Regions from separate parts of the Homo sapiens genome. Here region 1 is linked to region 2. A link is a loop called in an ENCODE intact Hi-C map of the cell type or tissue named here. Cell type or tissue: prostate gland. All regions are shown on one strand.

Evidence for each region. A loop is a pair of places that touch in the nucleus more often than their neighbours do. Peaks named below come from ENCODE experiments on the same cell type or tissue, not always from the same donor. Only the 100,000 strongest peaks of a DNase experiment are listed, where the experiment ranks them.
Region 1: it touches region 2 in a loop (3-fold over the local background); 9 of 110 quality-filtered maps call a loop at or near these places.

Annotation. Positions count from the first base shown.
Region 1 is chr3:29,641,484-29,643,983 of GRCh38, forward strand. All of the region lies in intron 4 of RBMS3 (RNA binding motif single stranded interacting protein 3), which reads left to right. RBMS3-AS2 (RBMS3 antisense RNA 2) reads right to left here and starts at 1,333. Exons shown (of 3, transcript NR_174948.1): 1 at 1,176-1,333. In prostate gland, a CTCF peak has its summit at 1,148; a DNase peak (open chromatin) is centred at 1,408; H3K27ac peaks cover 1,814 bases.
Region 2 is chr3:29,756,353-29,758,852 of GRCh38, forward strand. All of the region lies in intron 5 of RBMS3 (RNA binding motif single stranded interacting protein 3), which reads left to right. Among named protein-coding and RNA genes, the nearest start is that of RBMS3-AS2, 110 kb to the left of the region's middle. In prostate gland, no CTCF peak of the experiment used is centred here; a DNase peak (open chromatin) is centred at 1,219; H3K27ac peaks cover 1,523 bases.

The DNA.
Region 1 (2,500 bases), 110 kb before region 2:
ATACACGTTTTAATGTACTGCTAAATTGCCTTCCAGAATGTTTGTGCCAATTATTACTTTTAGTAGTATATCAAATACTTTTTAAACAATAGATACATTCACTTTAAAAAGAAATGGCAATGACTTTTAATTTTTTAGCTTATTTTATTGAGTTTGAAAAAGATTTGGCCACTTGTTTTTTTCTCTCTTGTATACTGTATGAACATTTGAATTTAAAAAATGTATACTGCACTGCTTCTTTAATTGTCATATTCACTGAGGTAACATTTGTTGAGCATCTACTCAAGACAGGCACACTGCACAGGGTGAGAGATGTAAAGACCAGGACACTTATGCTAAAGTCAGTGGTGTCCATGAAGAGCAGAGGCACAGTGAAATTTGCCTGGTCCTTCTAGGGGCTTTGGAGATGCATATTAAACATCTGAAGCCAAGGGATTCTTCTTAGAGCTGTCCTCCCAAGAAAGAGGGAACCAAACAATGAGGAGATTTGGCAAGTCCTACCCAAAGAGAACTGACATTTCTTAGGCATTTTATGAAGAGATACATAGAACTCCAGTTCCACTTGTTAAAAGCAATAACTGCTTTCACTTACTGAACATGCACGCTGTGGCAGGCTCACTGCTGATATTTTACAACTTTCTGCGATCAGAAAGGTTATAACCCGTAGATCTGCCAATGAGTGGATTCTGACCCTGGGTGAAGTGAATGAACTAGCCCAAGAGTTTGCAATTCTAAGTGGAAATGCTGGGATTCACCATCTGATCTGATGCTTTGCTCTGTCTTCTCTTATTTACACCCAGGTTTCTCAGCTTTCCACCTTTGTTATATTTGCATTTTGCCATACCTGCCTGTTAACCTTTTCTTAAAACAAATTGATCATCTATGTTTATTTTTGAACACTTTGTTGTTAGTTTCCTTAAAAAGGAAACTTTGTATCTCTATTATAAATAGAAAATCAGTTATATTTGCCATATAAAAATAAAATAAGTAAAAATGTATGGTTTCATGTGTACCACCAAAAAGCATTTCATCTTTCTATCCCCTTTCCCATCTCTTGCCAGAGGCCAGGCTATAACACCTGAGGAAACACTGCCCCAGTCACTGCAAACATTTAGTCACTAGGGACAGCAGAACAAGACTGTGGGAACTTGGTAAGAACCTGGGACCCTTTGTACCTTTCTTCTGTTGGTTTCTTTATTCTCATTCTCTTCTGGATGGTCTCCAGAATAACTGGGGAGACAACACTTACAGGAAAAGCGCATGTGTTCTTGTCTCAGAGTGGAAGAAAGAAGAGCCGCCGTGTTCCAGCTAGTGCTCAGAGAAGGTGCTCTACATATCTTGTTGACCTTGATTTGAGCTATAAAAGGCTGCTGACTCAGAGCATTAAAACAGAACCACTGGCTTATTCTCTGAGTAATTCAAGTCTGCCTTTCCCTCAGTCGATCCCAGAGGTGGCTAGTCAAGCCTGGCGATGTTCATTTACCATCAGAGATTAAGCCTGTCTGGCCAGGCTTTGTCTGGTAGCATTTTCTTAATCAAATATAATGACAATTTGAATAAACTCAAGTCCATTGAACATTGTTCATGTTTTATTATTAAGAAAAAATAGGCACTTTGATTCTTGGAACACTTTTTAAAAGGCTCCTCGCTGTGTCAGTCTCTGTTTGTTATTTTGGGGCATGACAGTTATCTAAAGAGAACCAGCCAGATTTAATCTGACAGCCACAGTCAGGGAAGAGCGCTACCAATCTAATTATCCAGTAATCTAGTCAGAATGGGAGTAATTCTAGGCCTTTCTCAGGCAGCTAATCACATTTCCTGTGCATTAGCAGCCACACATGGGGAGCTTTTAGGAACAAGGTTTTTGGCCTGCACGGGCTTCATGAGCCTCATAGTGGTATAATTTCTTTGTTGACTTCTTCCCCCAGAGTGGTTTCTTCAGGATTTTTCATTTTGTTCTCATTCCTACTTTTCCCCTGCATTGCCGAGGGTGTCTTAGCTTAGCTTCAAGTTCTAAGTTTGACGAGCTTCTGACTTTCCTTTCAGAATGCAGCAGAGGAGGAAGGGTACATTCACGGATCCATATGCTTATTTCTTGTGCAGGGACAAATTAAGGAGCGTAACACAGTCTGCAGGGAAAAAAGGGAGAAAAACGTGAAAGTTGTTTTCTTCAAGGAAAGCGCCGTTGTTTGTGGGCCATTTTTCATGTCATTTCTCTATCAATGTGGGTGATTTGAGGGAGGTTTCTAGAGAAAAGGCCGGAGAAAAGAGACAGTTAATGGATATTTAGTTCTGTCGTTGTCTCTGAATGTCAAGCTGTAGGTAATATTGATCTCGTCTCATTTCTGTAATCACAATTTTAACATGGAAAAAGGAAAACACACACACATTCAGGGAGTGGGAGCATTAATGAATTTCCTGCCATTTTCTTTCTCTGAAAACCTCCGTTTAGGATAATTTCATATTAGTCCTGTAAAGCAGAATGTTTTTCGAGTGCATT
Region 2 (2,500 bases):
ATACCTGAGACTGAGTAATTTATAAAGAAAAAGAGGTTTCATGGACTCACAGATCCACATGGCTGGTGAGGCCTCACAATCATAGTGGAAGGCAAAGGGGGAGCAAAGGCTTGTCTTACATGGCAGTAGGCAAGAGAGTGTGTGCAGGGGAACTATCCTTTATAAAACCATCAGATCTCATCAGACTTACTCACTATCATGAGAACAGCACAGAAAAAAAACCCACCCCCATGATTCGATTACCTGCCACCAGGTCCCTCCCATGGCACATGAGAATTGTAGGAGCTACAATTCAAGATGAGATTTGGTTGGGGACACAGCAAAACCATATCACCAAGCTACCCACATTTCTTCCCAGCAACTACAAAATGTGGGAGTACCCACAACTCCCCAATTCAGGTTTAGTAACTCACTAAAATGACTCTCAAAGCACTTTATGTTTATCAGTTTATTATAAAGGATACAACTCAAATGAAAGAAATGCATATGGCCAAGCATCAGGGAAGGAGTGTGTAGCTTCTGTAGCCTCTCTGGGCTCACTACCCTCCTGGCATATATCAGTGTCTTCACCAAACTGAAAATTTCCTGAACCTTGTTGTTTAGGGATTTTTATATAGGTTTCATTAGGTAAAACCTCTGGGTTTGATTAATTAAATCATTAGCCCTTGGTGTTTGAGCTCAATCTCTGGCCCCTCTCCAGTTCTTGGAAGTCAGAGAGGGTGGGGATGAAAGTTCCAACCCACTAATCAAGTCTTAGTCTTTCTGGTGACCAGTCCCCATCCTGAAGCTACCTGAGTGACCTCATTAGCATAAACTCAGATGTGGTTAAAAATAGTCTGTTCTGAATAACAAAACATACCCCTATCACTCAGGAAATTCCAAGGGTTTTAGAAGCTGTGTGTCAGCAACCTGAGAAAAAGACTAAATATATTTTTTATTATGTCATAGTTGCCATGCAGAAAGCATGGGTTAAACTGTCCCATCTATTAAAAGGAATCACAGATTTCAATTTTCATGTGAAATCTCCCAAGTTTCAAATGTTGACAACCATTTCAAAATTTCCAAAATCTCTTTGCAGTCCAAATAAAACATACCTGTAGACTGGGTTTGGCCCATGGTTTCTAGTCTCTCATACCTGACACAGAACTTCGGAACAGGAGTTTTCAACCCTGGCTGCACACTGAAATCACCTGGGTAGCTTTGAAATCTTTGTGCCTGGGCCTCATGCCAAAACAATTAAGTCAGAATCTCCTGGGCTGGGCCCCAGAGATTGGTATTTTTAAAAGTAGTTTTCTGATAATTTTAATGTACAGTGATTTTAAAAGCTTCTTATTTTGCAATAAGTTTACCTTCACATAGAAGCCATAATGATAATATAGATTTTCTATATATTGCACACCCAGTTTCCCCCATTAACAACACCTTAAATTACCATGGCACATTTGTCAAAATTAAGAAACTGACATTGGTATATTACTATTAACTAAACTCCAGACTCTATTTGGATTTTGCCAACTTTTTTATTAACATTTTCTTTCTGTTCCAGGATCCAATCCAGTTACTATATTGTGTTTAGCTGTCCTGTCTCATCAGCCTGCTCTGATCTGCGATAATTTCTTAGACTTTGTTTGTTGGAGTAGTACTGGCCAGGTATTCTGAATGTCTCTAGATCTGAGTTTGTCAGCTGTTTTTCTCATGATAAGACCCCTAGTTTTCATGGGTTTTGGGAGAGAATACCACAGAGGTGAAACACCCTTGACATCTCATATCAGGTTATATTCCATTTTTGAAAACAACTTCTTGAAGTAATAGTGGCTGGGTAGAGTGGAGCTAGCAGGACCCATCCTACTCTTGAACAGATTGAAGTACATCAGTCAGTAGAGAAAATCAGGAGGGATGACATGAGGCCAGCAATGGAGCTGCATCTCTTGCAAATAAATAGTCTCAATTCAAAGTCATGAGACAACAGTTCTATTCCAGGCTCATCCACTAACTAGTTTTTAGGGAAGCCAATCACAGTCTTCTAGTGTTACTTTCTTCATCTGTACAATATAGAAGTTGATATCTGAGTCTTGAAATTATGTGACTCTCAAACTCTGGAATGTGTTTTCATTAGTCAAATATTGTCATCCACAGTTTCATTTCCTAAGAGGAATGTGTTGTAATGCTGAGCAAGATACCCTCAAAATTTCTGGTTTCTACAAAAGGGCATGTAAGGGAGGCCTCTCTGCTTCACTGTTTGGTACTTAAGACACTTGTATCCTAAGAATGTCAGGTGCCTGGCAGGAAGAAAACAAATTGCAAAAACTGAGAAGAAAATTCATCGCATTCATTCATCTTTGTTTCTGGAACTCACTATTTTATTCCTTCCGTTACAATGGATTAAGAAGGAAATGACATAATTTGTTTTTGAAATGTCAGAAGCAGTGCAGAGTTTAGTACTTTAAAAAATAGTTTAATGTTGACCCTGTGCATACGTAAATCTTACCAGAAATGAGGA